Linked DNA regions of Mus musculus: region 2 is linked to region 1. Evidence: chromatin loops called from intact Hi-C (ENCODE). Cell type or tissue: heart. All regions are shown on one strand. Each heading gives the region's core, and the rest is flanking DNA. Links, peaks and the distances in the headings are about the cores only.

Evidence for each region. Hi-C counts contacts between places; a loop is a spot of excess contacts. Peaks named below come from ENCODE experiments on the same cell type or tissue, not always from the same donor. Only the 100,000 strongest peaks of a DNase experiment are listed, where the experiment ranks them.
Region 2: a loop joins it to region 1, with 2.7 times the contacts of the local background. A loop is called at or near these places in 2 of 42 quality-filtered maps.

What each region holds. Positions count from the first base shown.
Region 1 is chr8:35,911,072-35,926,843 of GRCm38, forward strand. No RefSeq gene overlaps it. Among named protein-coding and RNA genes, the nearest start is that of 5430403N17Rik, 36 kb to the left of the region's middle. In heart, for the core only: no CTCF peak of the experiment used is centred there; DNase peaks (open chromatin) are centred at 4,990, 8,600 and 9,300; H3K27ac peaks cover 1,431 bases.
Region 2 is chr8:35,852,881-35,868,652 of GRCm38, forward strand. It overlaps 5430403N17Rik (RIKEN cDNA 5430403N17 gene), which reads right to left. Exons shown (of 3, transcript NR_046181.1): 3 at 11,205-13,425. Among named protein-coding and RNA genes, the nearest start is that of 5430403N17Rik, 22 kb to the right of the region's middle. In heart, for the core only: a CTCF peak has its summit at 7,534 (motif pointing right); no DNase peak of the experiment used is centred there.

The sequences.
Region 1 (15,772 bases), core at 4,787-12,786:
CAGAACACCACATCCTACCATGACCCATCCAGTGCACAGTCCTTCGAGGCCGCAGTACGATGTCAAGGCTGTGATGTCAGAGCTCCGCCCATGGTGCTGACTTCAGAACCATGTGATTAACATTCCCATCAGCCCTAGCTCACTGTTCTGACTCAGTGTCCGCCATCTTGACTTTTCCAGGCTGCTGCCTCTTCTAATCTTTGACCTGTCCTCATGAAACAAGTGGAGAAGGCACTCGTGTTTGTCAGCATTCTGTAAAAGGACAGAACCGATCGAGTAAATACATATGTATGTGTTTGTGAGTGTGAGTGTATGTGTGTGTGTGTGTGTGTGTGGGAGTGTATGTGTGTGTGTTTTTGAATGTATATGTGTGTGTGTGTGTATATGTGTACAAGAGTATGTGTGACTCTGTATATGTACGTGTGTGTATGTGAATGTGTATGTGTGTGTGAGAGTGTATATGTATGTCAATGTGTATGCAAATGTGAGTATGTGTGTGTATATGTGGGTGCATGCATGAGTGTGAGTGTGTGTATGTGAATGTTCATGTGTATCTGAATATGGGTGTGAGGGAGTGTGTGTGTATTGTGTGCTAGAGTGTGTGTGAGACTATGTATGTGTGAGTGTGTATGTATATATATATATATATATATACATACAAATATATATATGTATATATATATATACATATATATATGAATAGGTATATGAAAGTGGGTATGTATGTGCATATGAGTGTGAGTATGTATATGTAAATGTGTATGTGTGTATGTGTGAATGTGTGTGTATGTGAATGTGTACATGTATGCATATGTAGTGAGGGCGGGATTTTATTTCAGGCGGCAGTACAACAATGGAAAGACCAGGGCTTTTGTGGTCGTCCAGTCCATAATACTGGATGTCTCAGCAGTCTCGATCTGGTGCTAGAATTACTGAGGATTCTAGAAAGCTGCCGGTATTCAGTCTACATTAGAATCCCTAAGAAATAGGTTCTAATCTTGGTGAAGGAGTGGCTTGGAAACAGGAAGAATGATCCTGCCAGGAGACGTGAGGACAAGCAGGGAAAAATGGAAAGCTTCCTTGTCCCATGTCCATTGATGTGGGTGGCCACCAGAAGGGGTGGGCCAGATTCAGAGCAGTTCTTCCCACTTGAGATAATCCACTCGAGAAAGCGCTTGGGTTCTGGTGCCTTTGCAGACGTTGAGTTGACAACTGGCACTGGCCTTCACAGCACTCCTTTTCTCCCTAGTGCCCTTCTGCCTTCCATTCCAGGTCACATGTCCTTATAGCTGGGACCTTTGTCGTTTCTGCCTGTGGGATTTTCTTGACATTTCCTTCCTTATCTAATTCCCTTTCTATTCTCCGAACCACCTTTAATCAACCGTGCCCAGGCTCTGCCAACGGAAGACGTGTTTATTTTGTATTAACTCAGATTGGGCTGAGGAGGGAGGTTAGGTGCCAAGAAGGAACAAAGTTCAACTGCAAGGTTCTAATTGCTCTTGCGTTTGCCATCATGGGACTGCAGACACACTCCTCGGAGAGTACTGCCTTCTGTAGCATCTCCAGGGCATTCGCATGCTTTGCATTTTGTTATTAGATTTGACAGGAACTCTGAGATGGGATCCTTACGCACAGACATGTGCTATTAAGGCCCAAAGATAGCTGGGACAAACCAGTGTTATTACTGATCATATTCTGAGGCTAATGACAATCCTTTCCTGATTTTAATAGTCTGTGGCTTCAGAGTGACTCATGATACAACCCCTGCTTTACGTGGCTAGTTGTCTTGTGTGGTTCTGGTTTTTGCCACTTCCCTTGGCATGTCCAGGCACTGCTGTACACCAACTCCAGAAGGATGAAGCCAGCTGAGCGAGTTCAACAGTCTTCATCTTCCTGTGGAGTGTCTGGCCTGATGCATACCAGTTAGGGAAAGAATGAAGCAAGGTTCAGAGTGGGGATAGGGTGGGGTGGAGGTGTCTCTGAAGATTTCAGTGTTGCAGCTCTTACAGTGTTATAGCTCTTTTAGAAAATAGTTCCCTTAGACAACAGTCAATGAAACAGCTTGTGTTCTGTATTTTGGAACAAGGACTATATAAACCTTGAAAAGTGGGAACCCAGGTTCTGGGAATACCTCATTTGCATAAAGAGGCATTCTAGGGAGTTGAATCTGTAATTTCACCAAGGATTCCATGACATTCCTCAGGTAGAGGGTAGGGGTCAGACTCCATAGATAGGGCAGAAGAGTAAACCCTGCTGGAAAAGGGAGCTAGCCTGACATGGTAGACTGAGACCTTAAGTAGCAGGGGTTCCCAACTGTCTTAAGCACAGTCTGAGTTATGTTCATAAAGGCTTCAAACAGTACTACCTCAGCCTGGAGCCGCATGGATCCTTCCTTGCCCTGTTACCACTGAGCCACACACAGGGCTGCTTCACATTCCTGGCCTGCTTAGTGTATATCTGGTACTTGGCTAAATGGCTTTACAGGGAAGATTTCCTTTAGTCTAATATATATACACACCACTATTATCCAGACATTAGAGATGTGGAATGGAGGTTGTGAATAGCTCTAGGCTCATGCTGCTAAGAAATTGAGAATAGAGCCGAGTTCACTGTGTTCCTCTGGGCCTGAGTTCTTCATCTCAGCTCCACATGGTCTTTTTGCATGTACGCTGGTTTCTCCTGTTGGCTTCTAGAGTCTTGAAGGTAAGAGGCATGACTTCCATATTTCATACTTAAGTACTGAAATATGATAGTTACATGATAAATACTTGTTCAACAATAAGTCTCTGGATAAATACTTGAATGCATTCCAGACGAGCGCCTATATCAGAGCTAAAGTTTTTCAGATAGTACGGCAGCCCAGTGAGTCGGTGGAGAAGCCCCTTAGTGGTTAAGAAGACCAGCTCCTCTTCTAGAGGATCCGGGTTTGATTCCCAGCACCCTCATAAGAGTTCACAACTGTAACTCCAGTTTCGGGGTATCCAATGACCTCATCAAGCCTCTGCGGGCACCAAGCATGCAGCACACAGACATCCATGCAGGCAAAAATCCTCATGCACACAAAGTAAAAATAAACACATCTAAAACAAAAATAAAGAAATGAACAAATAAATAAATAAATGAACGCTCAAAGAATTGGCCAAATGAGACATTGGCCCAGACGCTTGAATGTGGCCCAGTTTGCTGAGGAGGGGACTTTTGTTCAGCTTAGGTGAGGTGGACTTTCCTGAAAATGCCCTTTTTTTTTTTTTTTTACTGCTGTTGTTGAGTGAAAATACATGAACTAGCCACCTATACTGTTATTTTATTATTTCAAAAAAGAAAAAAGAGATTCAGGGCAGTTAAAAAACAGAAGATTCTAAGCAAATAAGATATATTTAAAATAAGTTACCATATATGGAATGACTTATAGGAAAGGAAAATATTTTCCCCCTGAAGACAGACTCCTAGTAATGAATGAATCATTAGATATTTCTAGGACCCTGTGATAAAGATCATCCCTGTATATTTTTAATATCTTCTGCTTCTCAATTTTCCTTTTAAAATAACATGGCCCTAGATATTTATCTTGCTGGAGTGAACCAATTTTATGGGAAAAATGATTTTTTATACTTACTTATTTGCTTTACATCCCAGTCACAGAAAAAAAAAGAGATTGTTTTAAATTTCATTGGTTATTTTATTTATTTACATTTCAGATGTTATCCCCCTTCCCAGTTTCCCTTCTACAAACCCCTTATCCCTTGCCCCAACCCCCCCCCCACCCTGCCCCCCGCCTCTATGAGGGTGCTCCCTCACCCACCCACCTATTCCTGCCTCACTGCCATAGCATTCCCCTACACTAGGGAATCAAGCCTTCACAGGATCAAGGACCTCCCCTCCCACTGATGCCAAATAAAGTCATCCTTTGCTACATATGCAGCTGGAGCCATGGGTCCCTTCATGTGTACTCTTTGGTTGGTGGTTTAGTCCCTGGGAGCTTTGGAGTGTCTGGTTGGTTGATATTGTTGTTCTTCCTATGGGGTTGCAAACCCTTTCGGCTCCTTCTGTCCTTGTCCTAACTTCTCCATTGGGGTCCCTGCTCTCAGGAGGGGAAAAAATAGATTTTTAAATGACTTGGCTGTTCAAACTGTCTGAGTGTTAGTGGCAACCTGGGTACCTATAAAAGACTGTGATTGCTTAATTACCAAAGTACTTAAGTTTTATCTTAAAGTCCTTTTGCGTTCTAAAAACAAAACAAAACCACAAAACAGAAAACAAAAACCAGTTTCTATGAATAGCTTCATGAGATAAAGTAATGAAAAACAAACTCTTGAATGAACCCCCTCCCACTTCCCAAATGAGAGAAAGCAAAGAAAAACCTAGTCCCTACCTTCTATGACTCTTCTCCCAAGAGGTCTCTTTGAAGTAACTTTCATTCGTCTGTCTTCTGAGGTGGTAATTGGTCAAGGTTAATAGGCTGAGTGAGAGGAATTTACAGTTCATCTTCGGGTGAATATTGAGGGCAAAGGGTGAGCACAGACTTTAAAGGTAGAAGCAGCATAGGAGATGGGTTCTGTGGTCGCATCCCAAGGGAAGGGACCTTAACCTTGGCTGTCTCGTAAAGTCACCTGAGTATCTGGGATGCAGTGATATCTATCAGGCAATACCCTAGGAGATTCTGGTTGACTTTTACTGGGGAGGAAGTTGAAGCATCCCAGGGAATTACAAAAGTAGAGTCCATCCACCACGGGGGAGTTTCCTGTAACCCAGAGTGACTGCTGATGGTGTAATTTAGAAATGAAGGTGGCCCGTGCCTTTGCCTCAGAAAAGGAACCCAGAATGAAAATCTGGCAAAGCATGGGTCCCCACTCCCAAAGTTGGTGGTGATCTACTAGTGTCCTCTAGACCGGAAGTCGTGGGAGGACCTGGGTCAGAAAAGCTGACTCAGAGTAAACCTTTGGAACTGAACTCAGTCTGCTTTCTTACAGGATTCCCAAGTGACTCACTTATACAGTGGTGTTGGAGAAGTCTGACCCAGACAGCGACCGGATATAACAGAATAACTAAGGGGGAAAGGCTTGCCTGATGTGGGAGACAGAGCCAAAGCCAAGATCGGCTTCTGGTGATAACTGGCATGTCTTCATAATAGCCTTGACTCCTGGACATTCTCCTGGATTAGAAAGTACCTGTAAGTCAGGCCTTTCCTACCCCCATCTTATCTTACCTTGTAAGGGCAGCGCAGTGTGTTTGTGGCTGGCGATAGTCCGCCTGACAGGGATCACTCTTATCACACATTAGGCCTAACTAGAGATTATAGGATTGACCAGCAGTGTATACAAGTCCTGTGAGAGCGCTGTGGTGTGGAAGCACGGAGTTTAGGCTAAATGTAAACACATTTTCTCCAGGAGCAGGATATACAGGAGTCAGGAATGTAGTCTGAAATCCTTTCTCCAGAGGAAGGCCCATTTTCCCTTTTCCAGAGAAAAGGTGCTGGAAGGGGGCGGGAGGTGGGGTGCAGGGGGCATAGGGCTGGGAGTTGGGGCTGAAGGGAGGAAGGGCGGGTTTGGGGGAGAGGGACTGTCAATCACCAGCTGGTCCCCTCTCAGCCTTTCTTTTCTCACCTACAAAAATGCAGAGAATAATAGTTTACAATCAATTTCAAAAGACCATGTAGGTGTCTGGAGCGGGGAAGCACAGCTGAAGAAGTCTGTGTGAGCTATAATATTCTCCACACCTGAGGAACTGCTTCCCCTAATATTAACTGGAACTCCTGGGGACCCTCTCTTAGGGAAGCCAGCTTTGTCTCCTGACCTGTCTGGGGACTCTTCTGATTGCTGAACTGGGATTTGACGCACTATAACAACTCTTATGCCGCTAAAACACAGGAAGAGTCTGATACCAGGCAGACTTCTAAAGGTTGGTTTAGCAAACTCAAAACCAAAATAAAACACAAACCTCATCTTTGTTTGCTTAGGTTCTTGTCACACATTTCATTTCACCATTTATTATGATGAACATTTTTGTGTTCTTAAACCTTACTTGAAAGCCAAACTTTTAATTCCCAAGAAGTTTTTACACTATGGGGTACATGCTATGCTTGCAATTTTGACTCATTAATATAACTCTGTAGTGATTATCCTTAAAGTTAAACATAAATGTGAGTCTCCTTACTTCAGTGTACATTTATAGCGATAGACTTATTGAATTAGAGTTTTCTAAGGCGTTTTGAACATAGTTTGTGACATTTCCAGCCGTAAGTGACGGTTTATCCTACCCTGGTTTCACTGTGGGGAGGTGTGTTGGGGTGTTGTGATTAAAAGGCAAAAGATAATAGCTATGTGTTGTAATTTGTAATGAATTGCTTTGGTTATTGATACGCATTCATGTAGTCTCTCCCTCCCTCCTTCTCTCCACAAAGAACACCCATGAGATGGCTCAGTGGGTATAGGTTCTGTGACACAAGCCTGCTGGCTTAATCTCTGTTTGTCACAATCCACTGAAGGGTGGAAAGAGAAAACTGACTCTGATGTCCAAACATGTGTTGTGACATGCACACTCTCATGCATTCATGCATACATACATAAGAACAATAATGTTTTCAATTAAAAAAAAATGAAGTCCCACTCCTCTTGGACGCTAGCCAGTACCAGGGGCTTGGTGGGAGCAGAGTACAGATTAAAGGGACTCAGTATGGGGTTGTGTGTGGCCTGTGTTGGGTCAAGGTCCGAATGGGGTCATAAGGTCACAAGGTCACTACACTGATGTTGCAACTGATATCCATTCCAGGAACTGTCCGTTTCCTTCTGGAAGTTTTGTTTCACCCTAAATATTACTTCTGTGTCTGAGAGAAGCAATGGTTGGTCCCTCAATGTGGGTTTTCCTTGGAAAACCAAAAGCAGCCATGGTCTGTGGCATCCTCAATTCAGGCTTTGTATCTGAACCAGCTTGGTATTAGAACGCACCCTGAGAGACACTGACAATCCATGAATTCTTAGAGTGAACTTTCATTTGAACGAACTTACAAACCTTAGAACAGAATTGAGAAGTAAAATGTGAGCACAGAGTATTTAATTTTATCTTAACACTAACTAGACACAAACACACCCTCGATTCCTAAGGCTAGGAAGGGCAGAGCAAAGGTAGGGTAGACTGTGACTAAGGGCAAATTAGACGAAAGGCACGGTTGGCTCATGCAAATGTATCTGCGCAAAATTAAAGCATTTGACAACAGTGTCCTAGAATCGAGGAATAGCTTAGGTTGACTGTTGTCAACCACGGCTTAACTCTTGTCTAGTTTGCTACAGACAAATCCAATGGCTTGTCATTTTAATAGGATCAAAATCTTTCAGGAGCTCCTTGGTTCTTTGACTTCAGTATTGTGGGGCTTTAAAGAGCATCTCTGGAATACAGACCTGCTGTCCTCTAGTTTAGGTGAGGTGTGATGACAGAATCACATTGCATGTGATGTGCAAGATGTTGAAATTTTCCTGCCCTCATTGAGAATCCAGTACTGAACATTCCTTATCTGCTTTGCATTCAGAACATGCATCCTCTTACTTAGTCTACACACAATAACTCGGGGTCAGTGTCAATTATTATTATTCTTTCTTTCTTTCTTTAACTGAGTGGATGAGGCTCAGAGATTGCAATTCAGTAACCCAAGTGTGGTTTACAAGGCTGCAAGTCCAGACAAATAAGCAAAGCCTCGTTCTTTGTTCTCCATGAAGCAAACTCAGTTATGTGCCTGGAAGCCTGGATTCCATGCCCGGATCTACCAGTGTCTGAAGACAACCGAGACTCATTCTGTGTTTCTACATGACGTGATACCTCCTTCTCCAAGTCATTGAGTATCTTTATAAGTAACATTATTCTAATTAACTCAGATGTTCTCCATTTCATACTACTACTACTACCAGATTCTATTTCAATCAGTCACAGTTGGTTTTGTTTGTTTGTCTTTTGGTTTGCTTGTTTGTTTGTTTGTTTGATGTTTGCTTTTGGTTTTTGGAGACAGGGTTTCTGCCTGGCTGCTCTGGAACTCACTCTGTATGTAGACCAGGTTGCCCTGGAACTCACAGGGATCCATGTGCCTCTGCTTCCTGAGTGCAAGGGTTAAAAGCATGTGATTTCTATGTTCTTGGTCCTTTTCTCCCAGAGTATGGTACACACGCCAGAGGCTTTGCATCAAGCCCTTAGGATCATGAAGCTATAATGTATTTGTTTGAGATTTCTGGAGATTTTTGTTATTGTTTGACTTCAAACACGAGGGAGAATGAAACAGATAAATCAATTACAGTTTAACTCCAAATTATCCTCACTCTAGCAAATGTGTGTGTGTGTGTGTGTGTGTGTGTGTGTGTGTGTGTGTGTGTGTGTGTGTGTGTGTGCCAGTGCACAAAAGAAAGGCCATGTGGTGACTACACTCTTCTGGTGGATGTTATCAGACCACAGCCCAGAGGGGAACCAGTACAGTAGTTCACAGGCCATTTGATCAACACGATTATGGGTGGATCTGTTTTGTTCCAAAAGATGAGAGCGGGCTGAGCTTGGCTTCTCACCTGTGGTCCTGAAAGCTGATAAACACTGGTAAACAATAGAATCCGTTAACTGGGCGTTCTCCTTGATCTCAGGATGCTCTGGCCTCACAGTCTTCCTCCGAGGATCCCAGGCACAGTTGTGTTTGTTTGCTATGAGCTGAAGCTAGGACGCTTTCAGCTTCCTCAGGAAATCTCTAGAAATCTCATTTCCCCTTAAAAAAAAAAGCAAGCCAAGAGATTCATATTTGGTATCAAAGCTTAATTTTAGCCAGTGCATGCCTATAATCCCAGTACAGGATTGAGTCAGAGGCAGCCTGGGCTACAGATTATAGTGAAAGACTGTGTCAAAACCACTAAGTGAGCATTATATGCAGTTGTTAGAAATGGATGTTAAACAAAATTTTGAGCTGAGTCCAATCTTATCCAAGAATGGGGTTGAGCATGCTGACCTAATTAGAGCCCCCAATGTCCATCTCTCTCACAGACTTGTGACATAAGACAGAACATGTAATGTTTTCTTTCTTTTTTTTCCTGTTGCTTTTAACATTATCCAACGAGATAAACAGAAGCAAGCATCACCATTTTAGGAAATTCCTGGAGATGAATGTAGCAGCAGTCAGACACGGTCGCTGATGGGAACACAGGCAAGTCTGTGTCTCCCATTATCTGTCACAAAGGTGATTGGCGTCACAGATGCATAATCTCACAGGGATAGCTGTACAGCTCCCAAGGAATGAGATGCCCTGGAGAAATGAGTGCCCACAGGAAACAGCACCACCAGCATCCTTGAGTGTAATTCTGACTAAGCTTTTTTTCTCATTAATCATCGAACCGAGTCTGTGTCCGGATCCAGGCTACAGTCAGTTGCAGCATACATTCCTGGCTGTGATAGGAAGGTCTGGGCCAGAGACTGTGGGAAAGAGTCAGCTTGTACCCAGGCAACAGGGTCAGGTCAAGAATTCACCTCCTAGACCCCTTGAATATGCAGCCTTTGTGCTAATAGTTCAGACTGGTAGAGAACACTTCCAGGGAAGTTCCCTGTTCGAGGGAGGGCCAGGCTGTATGGTGTGTGTGTGTGTGTGTGTGTGTGTGTGTGTGTGTGTGTGTGTGTGTGTGTGTGTGTGTGTGTGAATCCCCCAATAAGGGAGTGAAGTCACAGGACCAGTGGCTGTCTGGGTTAGTGTTCCATTGACAGTGTTTGCAAGTCATTATCAGGGGCCTCCAGGAATCCATGAGGACACACTGTGACAAGGTAGCAAAATTTATGTCAGGAACAAAATGGTGCTAAAGTCCTTAAGCAAGAGTACATGGAACACATGAAGTTATCTTACCTCCTCTTTCTTTTATTGCAGCTAAGAGAAGCGGTGGTGGTTTGCCAAGGTAGAGCCTTGTTCCGACTCCCATCAGCCTTTGCTCTGGGTCTGAGGTTTCTCGTGGCACTGCCCAACCATAGAAGACTGAATTAGTCAGGACTTGAACTCCAGACATGAGTTTTCCCTCCCCTTTGAATTCCGGCAGTGATTGCCTTTGTGCCCTCGTCTCCTGGTTGCATCGCTCTGTCTCAGCATGGATTCTTTGCTCTGCTCTGCCCTCCCATCTGGCTCTGATGTCCGATGACTGTTGTGACTGCTGGTGTCCTGGGACATAGAGTGTTTTTTCTTTGCTTGCCTCTTTCTTGCCTTTCTTTCTTTTTCCTCCCCACCCCCTTTGATATTATTACATATTGCCAGGCTGATCTTAAACTCAGATCCTTCACCTTCAGCTCCCCAAGTGCTATGATGAGGCGTGTACCACCACCCTTGACAAATGATACTAACTCATCTCTGTCTGTCTGTCTAATCATATCTTTCATCTATCTATCTATCTATCTATCTATCTATCTATCTATCTATCTATCTATCTATCTATCTATCTATCTGTCATCTGTCTGAATCTGTCTCTTCTATCTCTGTCTCTCTGTTTTTCTGTCTCTCCATATATATATATATATATATATATATATATATATATATATATATATATATATATATATATGGAATCCAGAGCTTTGATTATGCTGAGTACCTCACAGCCAGTGTAGCAGGAAGCACAAGTTAATGGCACATGGTTCCCGTTGCTTAGTCCAAGTTGAAAGCTACTGTGCCCCGAGTGCTTGTGAATACAGGTACACACGGACATGTCCTGCCCTCTTCTACCCACTGTTGGCAAAGGTCAGGAGTTGCTCAGCTAAGAGTCCAATGTCCTCAGAGGAAGAGATGGGCTCTAGGAAACCAAAGAGTAAGCGAGTGGAGAAAACTCCACAAAATATGGAATGTGAAGCTGAGTGTTAAAAGGGGCCTCTACAACAAGGTGGTGACAGGTGACACTCAAGTCTTAGTAATCTAAAGCCAGGTTTTCCACACCAGACAAGAGCAAAATCCAGCATCAGTAAACAGAAGCGTGGAGAAAGTGCCTTAAGACAGTATGTGTGTGTGTGTGTGTGTGTGTGTGTGTGTGTGTGTGTGTGTGTGTGTGCGTGTGCATGTGCGTGTGTGTGCATAAGCACTCAATAAATAGTAGTTGTGAGGTCAAAGGTTAGAGTAATAGCATTTGTGTTCTACCTGTGACTAGGTGATCGTGCCCCTTAGAGAAGCCCCCCCCCTCTCTGTGTGTGTGTGTGTGTGTGTGTGTGTGTGTGTGTGTGTGTGTGTGTGCGTGTGTGCGCGCGCTTCACCATTTTTTCATGTTAGGACACGGAGAGTTGAAAATCAAGTGTTTTGATGTCCTATTTCCTGCATTTAGATTTCAGCCCTGCTATTTGCCAACTGCATGGCCGTAAGAAAGTGACCCTGTCTGGGTCTCACATAGTGGGTAGTAGACCCTCTGCATGGGGTGTTGTCTCATCATGGGGATGATTATTGGTTTTGCCTGCTCTTGTCACTACTGTTGAATTTCCTTCTGGCTTCTTCTTTTTTCTTGGCAAGACCTTGTTCTGCAGATTGCACTGGACTGGACTGGAACTCACTATGTAGCCCAGGCTGGCCTTACGCTTTCGGCAGTCCTCTGTCTCACTTTCCCAAGTACTAGAATCATAGACACAACACACCACATCTGGCCTTACAATAGAATATTTATCTTGGCTTCACCTTCATAATTTCTATTCTTTTCACATGAGTGAAAGCAGTAAAAGATAAGTACCATGACTGGCCCAGAATCATAAGCTGAATTTGTCAGTAAGCTGAGATTTAAAAAGGCAGTCTCTGAAGATTCCAATCAAATATATCATCAAAATCTCTTCTACCTACAACTTTCAAATTAGCTCCTGCTTGTTTGAATCTTGGATACATTGGTTGACTGACACATAGTATCTCACTATGCATGCTGGGTAGATCTAAACTTGTGATCTCCATGTCTCAGCCTCTAGAGTGTGTGCCGTCCTACTTGGCCCGAATTGCAGTAGATACATAAAACAATTCATTCTCAGAGCCAGGAATGGAGGCCCATGCCTGTATCGCTCCCAGAACTCTGGAGGTTGATGCAGTAGGATTTCAAGGTCATCCTGACCTGCATAGCAATACTTTGTGCCAAAAATTAAAATAAAATTAAATAAACAAGAAAATAAAAGTGAAAGTGATTAGCAAAGGCTTTGGCTTTGGCTTCACCTCTCAAGCACTCCAGAGCACAGAGGTAATGCCCCAGGATAGTTGCTGCCAGGAGCATGCATATTCCTTTAAGTCTGTTTGCTGACTATATTGCTGATCTACAGAAGGCAGGGACTTTCTTTTTATGGAAGATCTGATTCTACAGTGTTCAACACAAAAGGCCACGGGGCAAGAGAGAGATAAATAGTCTCCCTAGGGCTCAGAGCTAAGATTTTCCTGGGGCGCTTAAGCCAAGAAGAGTTGAGTTCTGGGTGGATGGATTTATGACTTTCTGCTTTCTGTCATTTGGAAAGTCGCTCCTTCAAGCCCTACACTTCTGGTCTGCTCCCAAGTGCCACCAAGGGCTCCGACCTCCTAGTCAGCCAGCCAGTGGACCCCTCAGAATCCAAAACCCTATTGCGCTAATACATGGAACGCCAGTCGCTATGTAAAACAGAAGAGTCTGGAAAGGACAGCTGTGCCATTTGTGGAAAAAGAAAGGCTACCTGTGATAGTGAAAGGGGAGTTTGTAGCGAATAGTCCTGTGACTTAGGGTTTTGAAAGTCATCCACAGGATTCTTTTTTTTTTTAAGGTTTATTTATTATTATACATAACTACACTGTAGCTGTCTTCAAACATACCAGAAGAGGGAGTCAGATCTCACTATGGGTGGTTGTGAGCCACCATGTGGTTGCTGGATTTGAACTCATGACCTTTGGAAGAGCAGTCAGCGCTCTTACCCGCTGAGCCATCTCTCCAGCCCCACAGGATTCTTTATCAAGGAGAAAAACATATGACCCCCCTCAATAAAAGAAGAAAAGCACCAACAAAATTCATGGATCATCTGTGACAAACCAGGAGTAAAAGGCACTTCCATCAATCTGTGAGAAAATATGCTGCTGACATCATTCTAAGGCTCTGAGCATCTTCTCTGATGCCCAGTGGTACTGATGGGACACAGCGGGAAGAGGAGGATGACACAGGCCAATCAGGGTCCCCCCAGGAGACTACTTCCTATGCAGCAAAACCCAAGAAGTTCCCAAATGCCTGGCCATCTGGTCCCTGGTCACTGGGGGCAGGACTGCCAGGACATTTTTCTTTCTCTGAGCTGGTACTGGGGTTGATTTCCTTGCTCAGAGGTTTGAAAGGGGTGGGGGTTGTTTATGATCTGATGCATTCTGCACACTGCCCTCTCTCTGCTTGGATTCCCATTTTAGGGACTGTTTACCCAGTTAGAATCCTGCCAGCGGATTTGTTTTTGTAAGAGACTCTGAATCAATGGCATCTTTGGTGTGTTTTGGTTACCTCTTGTCTAGGCGGCATTTTGCCTTTTCATTAATTAGAGGATCCTTGGAGACGAGTGGAAAAAATAAAATCAGCTCTCTGGGGTGCTTCAAATTGTGTCACTGATGGTAAGAATATTTGGGAACTATGCAGGGCTAGCATGTTCCCTGGCTACCCTCTCCTAGAGGAGAGACTATAATCAGGAGGTTTGGGGTGTTTAAACTCTGCAGAGAATGAAGCAGAGAAGTATTTGTTCTGTTAAACTCGATTACTTTCAAAAGATCTTCATCAACAGGCTTCTCTTTCTATGGTTTTAAAACAGGTTGAGCATTACTACTTTAAAATCTAAAACCCTTGGAGTACCAAGATGATGCTTACAAGTGACACCACAAAGTCATCTGACTTACTATATAGGGTTGACTTTGGGCTATGTGTGTAAGGGGGAGGTTTAGGAGACATAATTGAATTTCAACTTTGGATCCCACACCTTTTGAGGTAGCTCAGTATGTCTATGTAAATACATCAACATCCAAAACCCAAAATCCCTTCTGGTCCTAAGCATCCTGGTTATGAGATACACAGTTTCTCCTCTCCTTCTGATTTCCCCAGCAAGGGTGATGGCTGTATCGTGTCCCCACATGGCAGGGCAAGAACCTGGAAGTTTGCTTTCTCAATCTTCCTGGGCTTCCACTCATGGTGATGGTCATCAGGGCCTATAGGAGGACTTTCCTTTATCTATTCTCTTCAGTGCCAGAAATACTTCCCAGGCTGAGGCGTTTATTGCTTCTTGCTTAGAGCATTGCTGTTGATCTTAACTGCCTTCCCTATTTGTAGCCTCTGCTTTCTACTTTTAGTTGGGTCTCTCCATTGTATCAAGAACATTGGTCCATCTAAGAACAAAGATCTTGTGACTCGCTTTCTGCCATATAGGGAGAGCTATACTTGTCTTCCTCTCCACTCACTTCATGTTTCCTGAAGGACAAGGATATTTCTCTTATCTTTGTAAGCCTCTCTGTATTCTTACAATATTTAGCACTTAGCAGTCATTGATCAAGACTTTTGTTGGCTTTTATCTAACTCTCCCTGTGATCACTCTAGTTATACTCTGTAAGGTCTTGCCTGGACTGCACTGGTAACGGTGTCATCTCTCCGTTTTCCAATAACGGAGCACTGTCTTCAGATCTTATGACAAGTTAAAATGAGGGGGAAGGATAGGAGGCAAAGCTGATATTCTTCAGTTCTTCGTAATCTATTTTACACTTCTCTCCGTTCTTGGATAACAGGCAGTGTGCTCTCCTGGCGTAAAATATGGAATTGTGAGAGCACTGTGGACCTTAGATGTTTTCTGGGGGACAGAACAAGGAGTGTTGGTTCCCAGCCTGCTGTCTGCAGCCCCACCCGAGTGACAGTGGCTTCACTTTAGACTCAGCTTTCCTTCTGCTGGGGTTCCTAAAAACCATTTTAAAGTTATTATATTAATGACAGAGAACCTAGGGTCTTGTAATCCATAGGCATGTACTCTGACCATCTAGAAAATGATATTTTAGTATCTTAATTTTAGGTGAGGTGCTTTCACACATCAGTGTGTCTAGGATTTGCCGAATAGACAGAAAGCTTTTTTTTTTTTTGTCTCAGATCAAACTGGTTTCTTAAAGAAGGGAAAGGGAGCTAGGTTTTATGATCATGGGAGTAGTGGAAATTTTTTTTTTAATTAATAGAAATATATTTATTTGAAAAAATAACTCACTAGTAACATTTAAGATTGTCTTGTGAAATATTGAAAAAATATTTTAGCTATTGTCAATAAAATTCTAATTTCCTTTATTGTCAAAATTCTGATTTGTATCTTTTTTTTTTTTCCTCTTTTTTTTTTCCATTTTTTATTAGGTATTTAACTCATTTACATTTCCAATGCTATACCAAAAGTCCCCCATATCCACCCACCCCCACTCCCCTGCCCACCCACTCCCCCTTTTTGGCCCTGGTATTCCCCTGTACTGGGGCATATAAAGTTTGCAAGTCCAATGGGCCTCTCTTTCCAGTGATGGCCGACTAGGCCATCTTTTGATATATATGCAGCTAGAGTCAAGAGCTCCGGGGTACTGGTTAGCTCATAATGTTGTTCCACCTATAGGGTTGCAGATCCCTTTAGCTCCTTGGCTACTTTCTCTAGCTCCTCCATTGGGAGCCCTATGATCCATCCATTAGCTGACTGTGAGCATCCACTTCTGTGTTTGCTGGGCCCCGGCATAGTCTCACAAGAGACAGCTACATCTGCGTCCTTTCAATAAAATCTTGCTAGTGTATGCAATGGTGTCAGCGTTTGGATGCTGATTATGGGGTGGATC
Region 2 (15,772 bases), core at 3,431-11,430, 60 kb before region 1:
ACATTCAAGGACAATGTCCATAGTAAACAGGTGATTGTTGGTGCCCTTGTAGCTTTGCCTGAGTCTCTGGGATTATTCCCACAATTCTCCAATGCATTGGGATAACCTTTCTTACATTGTGTGAAGGTGTTTCTCTGTATTTTCAATTGTTATTTCTGTACCGGCAGAGAACTAAGTGCTGGCAGGATTCTCGTATAGTCATTTCTATGGTCCAGAGCTGGGTTTTCTGTTTTGTGAATATTTGCCCTTCTTCACCTGGCTCAAAGCAATCTAGAAATTGCATGAGGATGTCTCAGTACTGATTGGTTGTAATGAAGATCTGACAGCCAAGAGCTGGCCAGGAAGTAGGGAGTGTAACTTCCAGGCAGAGAGAATGAATCAGGGGAAGAAGGCTGAAGAGAAGGATGGGAGAATGAACACAGAAAGGAACAGAAGCGGACTGCAGAAGAGAGAAAGGTATAGAGCTAACCACATGGCAAGTGATGGGCAAGATATACATATATATACATATATATACATATATATACATATATATACATATATATATGTATATATATGTATATATATGTGTGTATGTATATGTGTGTGTGTGTGGTGTGTGTGTGATATACCATATATATATATCAATCATATACCATATATATCATATACCATATATATTTATAATATAAAAGGCTTGAGCTTTGAAGTATTAGAAGCTTCCATGCCATTATTTATACTGCTGGTGGGTTAGAGAAAATCCTGCTATACCCAAGGGAACGCCTTCCCATGCCAACAGGAAGCCTAGGCAGGTTGTGTTTCCCACTAACACACCTCTGACACCATCTCTGACATAGAAAAATAATGTTAATAAATATATTAGTCTCAGTAAAATAATCATTAAATTTATTTGTCACATGGCTAAAGATAAGGTTTGACTTTAAAAATCATAGACAATGCCCACCTTGCCAAGTCTTAGGGTCTTGAGTGGTACCAAGGTGTCCAGGTTTAAGTGAGATGGTAGCTATGGGAGCCGCACCCCCTCTGAGAACTTAGAGATGTTCTGGTCATTTCCAAGCAAGAGTAGAGTGGTAGAGCTAGGAGCAATGCTGTCATTGGAAATCAGATTCAGAGTCACCGAAGCAGGCACTGAGCCGTATTTGAAAGGTGACAAGACCTTGCTGGGTTTAACAGAAGACTCTAAGTCATGTAACAGTAAACATAAATCCAGTTATACAGCTAGGCATCTTGGTGTTGTTCATTTTGCCAACAGGAAGACAAAAACACTTAGCCTTCCTTGCGTTTGTCTTTTAACAGAAGGTAGTAAATGAAAAGCTCTAGTGGAAATAATATGCTCAACAGACTAACAAGTGCCGCGCGCGGTGTTGCGGTCGTGAGAGAGGAGATGACACGGCGGTGTTCAGTGCCATCTGCAGAACCCCACCTTTGACCCCGAGTTCCATGTTAATTACGCGACTTCTCCTCCATGCAAGCCTTTTGCAGAGTGGCCCTCGTGCCTACATCCTCACCCACTCATGTCTCTCCTTGCTGCCTCAATTAGCTGTCTTGTGTCCCACAGAAAACAATGACTTCCTTATCTTTTACATCCTATGACTGATTGCCTGTCTTGGGAACACAATTTGGCACCACTGTCTTCCTCCTTGTTCATGAAAGTCTAGGCTCGGTGGTTATCCTGGGCTTTTGACAAAGTGCTTCCTTCTCCACCAGTGCCTAAGCTCTCCTGTTTGGCTACACCAAGAGTTTCCTCCTTGGAATTGTTGGACTCTGGGTCCTTCCCATCATTTAGGGGCTCCCCCCAATGTGCTTGGCAAAAGGAGTTGCCACTTCATCCCAACAATCTTTCATTGTCCCACAGGAGCTAGAGCCCTGTGACACTGTCTATCTCTTACATGTAAATAGCTTGCCCCTGTAGAAGGAACATCTTGTGAGGACAGAGACTTAGTGATCCTCACTGGGCCATTTAGATTTTATCAGCTTGACACAAACTGAGTCACCCGGGGGAAATGGAAATTTCAGTTGAGGAATGGCCAGTAGGCAAGCCTGTGGGGTCATTAATGATTGACAAGAGAGGGCTCAGTTCACCGATGGCAGGTGCTACCCCTGGGTTTCTTTTTGTTTGTTTGTTTGTTTTGTTTTGTTTTTTGAAACATGGTTTTCCTGTGTAGCTCTGGCTGTCCTGGAATCCACTTTATAGACCAGGCTGGCCCCGAACTCAGAAATCCACCTACCTCTGCCTCCCAAGTGCTGGGATTAAAGACTTGTGCCACCACTGCCCAGCCCCCTAGGTTTCTCAAGGGCAGGTGATTCTGGTTAAGAGCACTGGCTGCTCTTCCCAAGGACCTGGGTTCAACTCACGTGGCAGCTCGAAACTGTCTGATAGCTCTAGCTCCAGGGAATTCAACATACATGCAGGCAAAACATCAATGCACAGAAAATAAAAATAAATAATGATAGAAAAAGAAAAAAAGAAAAAGAAAGAGAAAGAGAAAGAGAAAAAGAAGAAGAAGAAAAGAAAAAGAAAGAGAAAAAAAGAAAAAGAAAAGGAAAAGGAAAAGGAAAAGGAAAAGGAAAAGGAAAAGGAAAAGGAAAAAGAAAAGAAGCGGAACAAGCCACGGAGATCAGGAGAGTCAGCACTGTTCCTCTATGGTCTGTGCCTCAGTTTTCAGTTCCTGCCTCCAAGTTGGCTTCCTGCCTTGGCTTTCCTTCCTGCTGGAGGGCAGCCTGTGAGCCAGCTAAACCCTATCTTCTCCAAGATGATTTGGTCATTGCCAGTGCAGAAATTTGGGGATGTATTCAATAAACACATGTGGAGTAAAAAAAAAAAATTAAATTGTTGACAATCAGCTTTTAACTTACTTGTTCTCCCCCCTTCTCCCCGCTTCTCTCCTCCCTCACTTCTACCCCCTTCTCCCTCCCTTCTCCGTGTCTGTGTGGATCCGTTTCAGTAGGTCTTGTATGTGAAGCTGTTTGTTGTGGTCTAAGTATTTTAGGTTCAATGCTTTGGGTTAAAAATACTTTGAAAAGTCAGCTCCGGTATTTTGGAAAAGTGGAATATAGCAGGGGAGGTAGGCACATGAATACATTTTCGACATTATGATAAGATGTATCTAATATAGTATTTATTGTTTTAAGAATTTGTGAGTACGGCACTTGCGATACTAGATACATCTATATGTTGTGTATCTTTACACGAGCCTTTTGTTATCCTTAGCATAAACTATACTTTTAAACAGTAACTCCATTCGACCCTGCCCCCTTATCTCTGCTGGTCTTCCTTCTACTCTCTGTATTTATGAATGTGTATCAAAGGACTTCATGTGCATCAAAACCCACAATATTTGTCTTTCTGTGACTGGTTTATTTTTGCTTACAATGACATCTTCAAGAATGTCCCACACTGTAATATGTTTCAATTTCCTTTCCTTTTTCTAGGCAGAATTATATGTTATCACAGACATCGAGTTTTTCTATCCATTTACCTAGAGATACGTACTTGAGTCTCTCTCTCTCTCTCTCACAGTAAATGACGGTACTTCTTATGGCTTGAATATGGAACGCCATTCACAGGCTCCTGTGTTGAAAATACTTGGTCTCCAGCTCGTGGCATCGTTTTGGGAAGTTGTAGAACTTTTAAGGATTAGGTCAACCTGGGTCCTTGAGGTTGGTCTTCATGGGTTATACCCAGAGTCCACTTTGAGCTGGGGCACTCTGTCTCTTAGTCAACACTTCAAGAAACTTCCAGAGCAGACTCCCATCACTTAGCCTGGCCATGCCAGCTGCATGCCTCCCCTCTCACCATAGACCCTCCGAATTATGGGCTATAGTAAGTCTCTGTTCTTTTACGTTGCTTCTGCAAGGTGCTTGGCCACAGTGATGTGAAAGTAATTAACGCAGTACCCAAATGTGTGTGCACGCACATCAACCTGAGGCCTTTTGTTTCCAGTCCTTTTGATTTCTGCAGAAGCACAGAGTTGCTGGACCATAAGGAAATCTTGTATTCAGCTTTTTTGAGGAGCCAAACCGTTTCTCACAGCAGCTACACCAGTTCAGAACCTGGCCATAATATTAGAATCTTCAGTAGCGCCTCTGAATTCATTGTGTTTCCTTACGTCTGTCTCACATGCATGTATCCACCCAGCCCCTTGAGCTGGGTATTCTAATATTATATTGTGCTAGCTAGTTTTACATCAATATAACACAAACTTGAGTTATTATCAGGATAGTAATGAAAATCATGTGCTTCTATGGATAACATTTTAGGTTCTGGACCAAGGTACACTGAAGTTATCTTCCCTTAAGGGAGGAGTTTCCCCCACGCACCCCACGTTTTAAGAGAGGTGATGTTTGCGATTTTGCTTCTGTCGTGCTGGAAATGATCCCCTGGCATGGGTCAAAGACCATGACAGCATGGCCTCATTAAATGTCAGCAAATCCTGATGTGTCTTTCTTGGTGTACGGTCTCTGCTTACAATTTTCTATGGGCTGCAGATCTCAGAGCGGTGAGAAGGGAATGAAGGCCACATTTCACAGTGATTTTACAGAGCCACGGAGCTATGCAACATGATACTCAGCTTACATATGTGTTCAACAAACAAGAATATTACCATCATTATTTGGGATCAAGGGACATACAAAATGCCTGGCAGAGAGTAGACCAGGTAACATGGAGAGGATGAGCCTGCGCCTGCTAACTCATGGCCCAGATTTCCCAACCAAGCTTAAGGAATGGAAAAGGGCTGAAGCTCCTATAAGCTGGAGCTCTGCAGTGTGGTTCCTGCCTGGTCTTTCTGGCTCTATCTCCTGAACTGAAGCAGTACTTCATTACTTTGAATGCCCAGATAGCTTTGTGTGACTTGACTTTCTTTGTTTGTTTGCTGTTTGGTATCCACCCATGCTGGCTAATTTTATTTCAACTCGACACAGTCAAGAGTCCTCTGAGAATGGAGGGAACCCCAGTTGAGGAAATGCTGTATGATCACGCTGCACCTCATTTTCTTAATTAGTTAGTGTGGGGGAGGGGAGGGCCCATTCCATTGTGGGTAAGATCATCACTAGGCTGGATGTCCTGGGTTTTATAAAAAAGCAGGCTGAGAAACCCATAGAGAGAAAGCTAATAAGCAGCACCCTTCCATGGCCTCTGCATTCAGGTTCCTGCCCTGCTTGACGGCCTTCTCCGACTTCCTTTTGTGATAGACCATGAGAGTTCAAGTGTAAGACAGATAAACCCTTTGCCCTACAACTTGCTTTTGGTCACAGTGTGTGTCATCACAGCAATAGCAACCGGAAGGCAGAAGTTGGGATCAGCATAGTGGGATAATGTGAGACACCTGGCCATGTTGCTTAGGGGGGGATTGTGGAAGGATTTTTGAAACTTTGGGCTAGAGAAGCCCAGAGTATTGAGATCTCCGTGGGATGTTCTATAGGATCTTGGAAGATAAGAGTGTTGAAAGCAGTGCAGATGATGGAGGCCTGGCTTGTGACGTTTCAGAGGGAAGCAAAGATTCTACCAGGCCTTATGTGTTAAGAATCTGTGGTTCTGGTCAGATGAAGCTGAAGAATTCTCTGTGATTAACAAAAGACCAAAACCACTAAAGACAAACCTTTACTTTGCTGGGACAGTGGATGCTGGTAGGCTGGGGCCAAAGAATCAGCCATGATTAGGAAGAGGCCAGCATCGTTGAGGTGAAATCTGGGAAGTGTGTCCTTAGAGTCATCACATGCCAGCTGTATTCAGAGGCAGCCAAGGTTCTGCCTTGTACTGACAGCCAAGTTTGGGCATGGATGAGAGTCACCCCGGTGGTACTGGGTAGTCATGAGGGGGCCACAGAGAACAGGTGAGGCTTGCTTGGCACTGAGTCCAGGAGAGGCCATTGGTGAAAGTGCAGCCTCAGTGGCAGGCGAAAGCCTAGGAATGAAGAGACCATGAAGAAAAGTTGAAGCGTTGCAACATTAAGAAAGTCCAGGAGAGGCTGTTGGTTGCAGTAGAAGACCCCAGCATTTTGGAGATGCCAGTATCATGGGATGACCACCAAGAAGAGCAGCCATGGGTCCTGGCCAAGCTTACAAGATAAGCCATGTGTGCTACAGAGGGCAGAGCTGAAGAAGTGACCCAAGGCCCTGGGAGAAGCCCAGGATGTTGTGAGTGAATCCCAGATACTGCACATTGAATTATTTATACTGTTGGAGTACGGCTTAGCTTTGCTTAGATTGTGACTGTGTGCTATTTTTTCCCTCTTGAAGTAAGAAAGTATTTAGCTTATTTTATAGGAGTCCACAGTTAAGAGACTGTTCTTAGACAAGATTTTAGATTTAAAAGTGACCTTGGGGAGCTGGAGAGATGGCTCAGTGGTTAAGAGCACTGACTGCTCTTCCAGAGGTCCAGAGTTCAATTCCCAGCAACCACATGGTGGTTTACAATCACCTGTACTGGGATCTGATGCCTTCTTCTGATGTGTCTGAAGACAGCTACAATGTACTCATATAAATAAAAGTTTTATATATATATATATGTGTGTGTGTGTGTGTGTGTGTGTGTGTGTGTGTATGTATAAAGGAGACATTGAATTTTACAGAGATAGCTCTTAAAGTGTTTGAATTGGTAAAGACTGTGAAAATTTAAGTTTGTAACATGTTTTATGTTCGTGATGTTTATCTATCTGAGATCTTGGGGATGAACCACAAAATGGAAGGGTTGTGTCTTAAAAGCATTGTGTGTCAATTGACAAAGGGCCAATTGTGTTGCCTAATTTTATGTCAACTTGACACAGATGAGCGTCACCTGAGAGGAGGAAACCCCAGTTGGAAAAAACGCCTCCATCAGATCAGCCTGTAGAGCAAGTTCTTAATGACTGATGTGGAAGGACCCAGTCCATTGTGGGTGGTACCTTCCCTAGGCAGGCGGTCCTGAGTTCTATGAGAAAGCAGGCTGAGCAAGCCCTGGGGAGAGAGCCAGTAAGCAGTCCCCCTTCATGTCCGCTCCATCAGCTCCTGCCTCCGTGTTCCAGCCCTACCTGACTTCCTGACTTCCTCTAGTGATGCGGAAGTGTAAGCCAAATTAACCCGTTCCTGCCCAGGTTGCTTTTAGTCGTGTTGTTCCATCGTTGCATTAGTGACCCTAACTGAGACACCACCTAAACACACCTTGCATCAACAGTAACTGGGTTATAGATGGCTCTAGAACATGTGACAGGAAAGCGGGAGTGAGGCGTTGCTCAGCATTACCCGGTGGATGCCTGTGCAGTTCTGTTACTGGCTTTAGGTGAAAGGTATTATCGCTTACATCTCAGGACCCAAGCTGTTTGTGGCCACCGGGCAATAGAGGGTTTGTGAGGTTTCGTGGAGAGTCCGACCGGGCTAGATGCTTAACCTTAGACTCCGGGTCCGCTCAGCTTCCCTGGTATCCTTTTGGGCTTTCTGACCTGTCTTCATCACTATCATCAAGTAAGTTTCGGTTGCCTTCTTCAACCTACTACTTCCTGTAAGGCCCACAAGGGCTTTTTATGAAATTCCTTGGTGGTGTTATTCTTTCATCTGCCAGCAGGTGTCAGCACATCTCAGGGAGTAAAATACCCTGTACCTGGCTGGGTACCTGTTCTTTTGTTAACTAAATTTGGGTGGAAAGAGGTGGGAAATCGTGAAGAAAATTATCACAGCACCAGCATCAGAGTGCCCGGGCTGCTGTTAAGAGGCAGCTTCGTCTCCTCAAATCCTTTCAGAGCTTGAGATATGTATACCAGGGACAACTGTCATTTTGGCTGCTGAAATAATTCATACTCAGGACCATAGGTTATTTACATGTAAAAATGAGGATGGCTGTATAAGTACCTCACAGAAGGAAGTGTGAGGAAGCAGACTTACAAAAGTCAGCCATGTACCTCAAAGCACAGAGCGGTAGGTGCTTTGCTGGGGCGACAGGTCACTTAATAATTAGCATTTTGATTGACTGCCATGAATGGAGCTGGTCAGTTAGGGTCCAAGAAGATACATAGAGGAAACCCTTGCTAGGTTATAGGAAGTCCTCCCACCCCCACCCCCACCCCCTGCCCCTGCCCCAGGTTCCTCTGAGAAAAGACTCCTTTGGAGCGTCCTGGGACAATCTTTACTGGGGTGACCCAAAATACAGACAGAAGCTGGAGAACCAGCAGAAGTTTGTAATGGTTTGTTCCCTACAATATATGTCTTGCTTTGGAGAGAGAGGAAGGAGGGGAGAGAAGGAGTAGGAGGAAGATGAGAAGGGATGGAAGGGGATGAAGAGAGGAAAGGGGAAGGAGAGGAGAGAGCTCTTTCAAAGGTGTCTGTTGGGGTTAGGGCAGTGGGATGTAATTTCCAGTAGAGGCAGGGGATCTGAAAGCCTCAGGTCTGTTCTGCCCCGCCCCCTCTTCAAGGATAGAGCTTGCTCACTGTTCTCTTCTACTGTTCTTGCTAGTGGGGGCATCGCTCCAGTCTCTGCCTCATGCCTGTTGGATCTTCCGCTGCCTCCTTCTTTTAAGGACAATGTGACAACATCCAGGGCATACCCAGGTAATCCAGTATAGTATGACCTTCATTTCCCAAGATCCTTTGCATAATGATCCCAACAAAGATGTTCTCGCACAGGTTTCACAGAATAGGACAGGGTGACTTTGGCAACTGTTGTTCAGCTCCAACAATGGGAACTGGAGGTTTTGATTTATTGCTAGACCTGGAACCAAAGGACAAGGAGGGAAATCACCTGAGAGATTCTGCCAGCATCTCTCCTTCTCTGCCAAACGGGGCATGTTCAGAGCCTTGCAAGAATCTTTTCAGCTCAGCAAGCATGGGATGGGAGAAGCATTGGAGATACGAAAGCCACTGCCATGGAACATGAAGCCTTCCAAAGAGGTGCACAAGATCTGCAAAACTGGAGAAGCATTTATGGCAGAGAACTGCAGTTACGGCAAAGATCCCTTGCAACTGCTTCATTCTGCCATGAGCAGAAAGCAGCTGCAGACAGCATGCGTGCCATGCCGTGGCTGTGGCTCCTCTCCAGCACAATTTCCCTGCATCACTTGCTAAGAAGGGTTTAAACCCATGCTGGCACCTCGGGGGGCAGGGGGGTGGGGGGGGAACAAACATCCCCCAAACTCTGAAAGAGCTATTATTTCCAATAAGTGCATCAAAAATGAATGTGCTATGGAACACAGATAAAAGGAAGCCTTGAACCATTGGGGCTGGGATCTAGTTACACTTATTTGTGTAGGAATGCTTTATCTACACATATGTGCAGAAGAGGCTGTCAGATGTCCCGGGACTGGAGTTATGGATGGCTGTGAGCAACTGTGTGGGTGTTGGGAATCAAACCCAGGTCCTCCACAAAAACAGTGCATGCTCTTAACCGCAGAGCCATCTCTCTAGCTCCTAATGATGGATTCCCTTGGAGAAGCAGATGTCAAGATGGAACTCTGTGTGTGCTAGAAAGACTGGAGGAAACGGTGCAGGAGAAAATGCTCTGATGTAGCTGTGACGCGGTAAAAGGTGAGGAGGAGGCAGTGTTGGAAGGCAGCTCTCAGTCTGCACAGCGGCACTAAGTCTCAGCCCGGCTGTCAGGAAGCCTCCGAGCAGTTGCCATCACAGGATCCCCACACGGAGCAGGAGTAGCCCGGCTTCCACATCCCTACCTGTTCAGTTGCTCACTGGGATCCCACCAGGGGAAAGATGACTCTGAATGAAAACCCCAGTGGGTCAAAGGTGTGGCAGGTGTTGACTACCCACCAGCCCTACTTCTTGTATTGGATTCCAGCATTTCCCAGTGATTCACATGAAGTGGGAATTTCTGGTTTCATGGGAGACCCAGTTGTGTCATGGGGTGTTTCTCTGGAGACAGACAGGTGTTTTTCAAGAAGCTGACTGGTGAAGCGAATGCTTGAGAGGGTACCCGATTTTGGAAGGAGTAGAGATATAACCCAACAGACAGTGGCTGATGCTCTGACATTGCTGGTCTTTGTTGGGCTTCACCTTTCTGCTCTGTACTGACAATGCTGTGGCATTGGTTCACCTCACTTTCTTCACTGATCTTTGTTTGTTGTGACTTCGCAGAGAAAGATGTACCAAAGGTGGTGGTCTGGTTGCTTCTAGCTGCGTCCATGGACTTGGGCCCATTGGCAGAGTCTTGCCGTTTCTTCTGGACTGAGCAGCCATTGTTGGTTTCTGAGTGGTGATTGCCATGTGGACTGGACTGCAGCTGCTCGCTGCTGGTTCAAGTTGGTCTTTTGCTAGTGGACTGGACAACTGACAATTGCTGTGCTTTATAAAAAGAAAAAGAAAAGAAGGATATGTTTGGTTGGGGGCGCAATGTGGTGTAGGGGAAGGGGGTGCCTCTGCAGACCCGTGCTGAGGCATTCCTACCCCCTGAGGGACCAGCCACAGGACAATATAGAATAGAACTTATTCAGGGAGAGGAGTTGAGAGAAAGGCAGAGACAGACAGAGAGACAGACAGACACAGAGACAGAACCACATGGAGAGAGGGGGAAGGGAATGGAGAGAGAAGGTGAGAAACAAGAGCAAGAGCCAGCACAAGAGAGCGAGGAGGGGACAAGCAGTCCCTTTTATGAGTCAGGCACATCTGGCTGTTGCCAGGTAACTGTGGGGCGGAGCCTAGATGAAATGCCAACAACAATGAAGATAGAAATGGCTCCAAAGAATTATTTCTAAACAGGTCCACAATCCCTGTTTCCAATTCACCTCTCTCTTCCACTACCTCTGGTGGGTGGTGGGTTTAAAAGGGAGATTAAAGAATTTGAGAACCCTTACTAAAGTAGGTTTTGAAAAACATAAGCCTACATGCACATTCTTTCTAATAGGGTTCACCTAATTATCTGATCACTTATTCAAAAATGTATCAAAGGGCTGGACATAGGCCATTCAGTAAAGTGGCTGCTGTGTAGGGGTGAGACCCTGCATTCAGACCTCCAGCAATCATGTAAAAGCGGGCATTGGCTACAGTGCATTTGTAACCCCAGAACCAGGGGGAAGCAAAGGTGGGCGGATCCCTCTGGCTCCTGGGCCAGCAAGCCTAGATGGATGGAGGATATCCAGTTTCAGTGAGAAACCCTGACTCAAAAAACAAGGTGGGGAGCGACCACGGAAGAAACCCAGCATCCAGCTCTGGCTTCCATATGCACACACATGTGAACACGTACATACACCACATAAATAAGCAAATAAACGCTATGCCAGAAAACTCATAAAATCATAAATGAGCATGTCGACTTTTACTGAGGAGCTGGGGGCAGAAGGACAAGAGATGAATTAGATCATGATTTTCAACCTGTGGGTCGAGACTCCTTTGGCAAACTTCCGTCTTCAAAAAATATTCGATTCACACAGAAGCGAAATTAAAGTTATAATGTATCCATGAAAATAATTTTACGGTTGGGGGTTTACCATAACCTGAGGTACTGTATTAAAGGGTGTCAGCAGTTGAGAACTGGCTTAGATGAAGAGGCAATTAATTGGCTCACAGGACAGCTCAGAATCTGAGTCTCTTGAGCATACTGGACCCCCAATTCTCTTGCATAAAATGTCACCAACACTATCTTCCCACTTAGAATTGCCAAAGCAAAGCCAGAATCTGGAGAGTCCGGTCCCCAACTCGGCTACTTGCCAACCAGGTTAGTCTGGTAAATGTCATCTCTATAAGTAAAAAGCCATTACCACCCAAACATCGGGTCTTAGTTCACAGTGTTTCCCTACAGGGTTTGTTGTGCTTCTCAATAGTAAGGGATCAGCATGAGGAGCTAAGGAAAAAAAAAAATCAAATGTTGACTACAGAATTCATTGAAGGCTGAGGCTGTAGCTCATTGACACAACGCCAACCCAGCATACGCAAAGCCATGGGTTCCGTGCCCAGGTCCCTCCACAAGAGGGACTACGTTGAGTATCATTATTAGTAGATATCACATGTAACTAACTCCCAAATCCCCACTACAACAGTCCGCAGGTGGGGCTCCTCTCAGCCAGCTGTGTCACAGCACCAAGGTCTCGGGTGATTCATGGTTTTATTGGTGTTCATGGTCCTCCTAGGAGACTACCCATCTTCCTGGCTGCCAGCCCCCCCTCACTGAAGAAGGTGGTTTTATTTCACATTGTGCCTGCAGAGATGTCACCGGCCATGCCTAATTGAGTCCCACGTGCCCTTTATATTTAAGTTCCATCATTAGTTCACAGACAATAAAAGAGAAGAAAGCGCTGTAATAAGACCGAGGTAGAGGTGGTAGTTTTGACAGTTGGATGGAGAAGTCACCTCAGTATAACCAGAGTCAGTGGGTATCCATACAACCCGAGATTCTGTCATTCTAACAAATGGCCCGGGCATTGCTAGGGTGCCCTTGCCTGGACTAACAAAGCTGTAAAATACTTGATTTGTTTTTTGTGAGGCCGCTATGTAATAGTAAACCTTTTTCTCAGAAAGACTATTCATTTCACACATAACAATCAGGACGGTACGAGCTCTGGGTCCCTCGCCTACCTGAACACACTGTAAGTTTTCCTGTCAGTGCGAACCCTCCAAGATGATCTTGCTGAAGACATTTTACACGGCCATTAAACCCGACATGTGGGGTAGAAACAAAACTCAAAATCCTGAGGAAGAAATGACAATGACAGTAGCTGTGGACAAGTTTGCGCACGCAGGCATTGACAAGTGAGCCGCGCGCGTGCCTTAGGGTCACATGCATGCCGGGAGGGTAGATGGGGGCGAGGGGTGGGGGTGTGGTGGACAAAAACTGTAAAATGCTCAAGATTAGAGGGTGGATTCCAATTTTAGATCAGGCATGTGAAGAGGTAATTTAGAGGTAATTTAGCATTTTCGAATCAATGCTAAATGCAAAGTCATTCCGTCTTTCTGATTCCTGGGCTTCCTCCTTTCCTGCTTCGTTCTCAACTTGAAGTATCAGGGACCGATTGTACCGCTGGAAGGTGGGGAACTGGCTTTGGGTTTTAGGCAGTGAATTACGTGCCCCACCCTGCTCTCTCCAGATTCCTGCCTGAGTCATCCCTACAGCTCTCACCTCCCAGCTCCTTGGAGGTTCTCTGCCCTGAGGATGCCAGTCACTTTCCAGTCAGGCCACTTAATCAGCTTTCTCAGAAGCCCCAGTGTTATAATTCTTCCTGGATTCTTCCCTGGCATGGCAGTGTCTTCCTTGCAAAGTGGGTGTCCTGCTGGGATGCTTGTTGCTTTAGTAATGTGCTAAGCCTGGCACATGGTGGTCGTCTGGAGAATGTCTACAGAGTGCTCTGCAGTGATAAGCCACCCCTGGAATCCTCCAGTGAGAGAGGATGTCTGGTTTTGAGGAGACAGAATTGCACCATTGCATCACACAGCTGGGGGAAGGGAAGGTGGCCGAGCAGTTCCCACTAGTTATACCAGGAGGTTTTCTCACCGTGGGCCACATGATCACCATTTGACCTGGAACACGGTGTCATTGGAAAGAGGAGACAGGATAAATAAACATACAAAGAATTTAAACCACAGTTCCCAAAATATTTTCTGGGCAGAAACATTTCATTTTCCAGGGTTCCCTCCCTCCTCCCAATTGTTTTATTGTACTAAAACAGAGAGATAACATTTATTATTGAAACCATTTTTAAATAAACGGTTCAGTGATGCTAAAAATATTCATAATGTTGTGTAACCACGGTGGCTACCCACCTTCATAAGGTTTCTCATCTGATAAAACTGATGTTCAAACGCCACTAATAATAACCCCCTGGTTTCCTCTTCCATCCCTGGTGAACATCTTTACACTGTCTGTGTAATTGTCTTCCCCAATAGAAAAAAAAGGTTTTAATTTGGAGATCTGTACCACTGAACATTTATTAGAAGTTGGGAGATTGACATGAAATAATTGTTCCTACTTAATCTGGTGCAGTGTGACATTTTAGCATTTTTGGCATGCATTGAATAAACACTGATCTAATCAAGGTAATTAATACCTCCCTGTCCTTATCATTTATTTATCTTTGGAAACCTGGAGCTCCTCCTTCTAGGGATTTTAGTATGCACCCCCTCCATGACTCTGCCTGTCCTGTTAGACAAGCACACACCTGCTTTTATCTCAATGGTTCTCAGCCTTCCTAATGCTATGACCCTTAAATACACTTCTTCATATTATCGTGATCCCCAACCATAAAATCATTTTTGTTGCTGTATCATAACTGTAATTTTGCTACTGTTATGAGTCCTAATGCAAATGTTTTTGAAGATAGAGGTTTGCCACAGGGGTCTCGACCCACAGGTTGAGAACTACTCTTTTATCTCTTCCTGAGCTCTGTCGTAAAACTTGGACAGAAAGCATTCAAACAATTCTGGGGTCAGATGCCTTATAGAGTCTCTTTGCTGTATAAACTTGGGTCATCATCATCACTGTGAATCTTAATGAGGCTAACATTTATAGCTAGCGATCCCCTATCTGGCTACAGCTGTTTCCCTAGAATATTTTAAGAAATATGCTGTTCTGTTTCAGTGTGTTCCACGACGTCTACACATGTACTAGATGGCTATGACTCCTCCCACATTGCATATGGGTGTCACACTTTTTGACATTTGTCCCACTTGGGAATTGTTTCGTGGTGACTTTAGCTTGCTAGTGGATGACTATGAAACAGTTTCTTCCAGCTTACCAAGTAGAGCAGGTTGGTTTGTGTTTTGTGTCCCTGTTGAATGATTCTTGTGGAGATGAATAATGGGAAAATATAGCAAGATGAGAGCAAGTCAACTGGACAAAGAAAGGGATTAGATGTGACGAAGCATTTGCAATTCTGCACATACGGGTTATAGGGTTCAATGAGGTTGAAGAATTGATGTAGGTTGGTTTGAAACTTTAAGACATTGTTGGATTGTTGGACTACTACATTAGAGATTCAGAGGAAGAAGAGAAACCCAATAAAAAGCTTTGTTAGAAAATACAGAGTAGCCTGGCAGTTGTGGCTGTTCCTTTACAAACCTGTCTATCCCCCCACCCCCACCCCAAGAGAAAAGAAAAAAAAAGGGAAAGGAAAGAAAATACATTGAGTTATAATTAAACCTTTTGAATAGCATTTGCATAGATATGAAGTACCCAAGCTGACTAGCTGACTCCCCTTCCTTCCTCCCTCCCCCCAACCCCCTCCCTCCCTCCCTTCTTATTTTTTTAAGTTTTGCTATATGACCCAAGCTAGCATTTAACTTTTACTGCTCCTGTCTTAGCTCCTTCCTCACTGGAATCACAGGTGTAGATCACCGTCCCTAGCTCTGGACCGTCTTTTCTAACACGTGGTTCCAGGTAGGATGAATGACACTAGACTTATTTTAGTCATCTAAAACATTTTCTGTAGTGTATTTATTTAAAATATTTTAGAATAAATAATAGGGTAAAATCTAATGTTTAATACTTGAATACTTAAAATATCATTTCATTTATTGCATTTAATATGTTAATTAAGTACATTAGATTTTGCAATGTGACAAATTGCTACAGACATAGATACTTAGGCATCACCATTGCTCATGTACGGTTCTGTAAGTCGGAAGTCCAGGCAAGGCCCAGCTGGTTCTTGAGCTTGGCCTTAAATGAATTTGAGTCAAGATGGCAGCCAGAGCTGACTTTTGTGAGATTCAGCGAGTCTGTCTAGCTTCAAATTTCTCTAACATAACTTAAAGCGTTCATCTGATTACGTCAGGTTCATCTAGAATAGTCTTTCTATTGATTAACTTAAGGTTAACTCAGTAGGACTCTTAATTGCATCTTCAAATTCTCCTCTGCCATAAAAAAAAA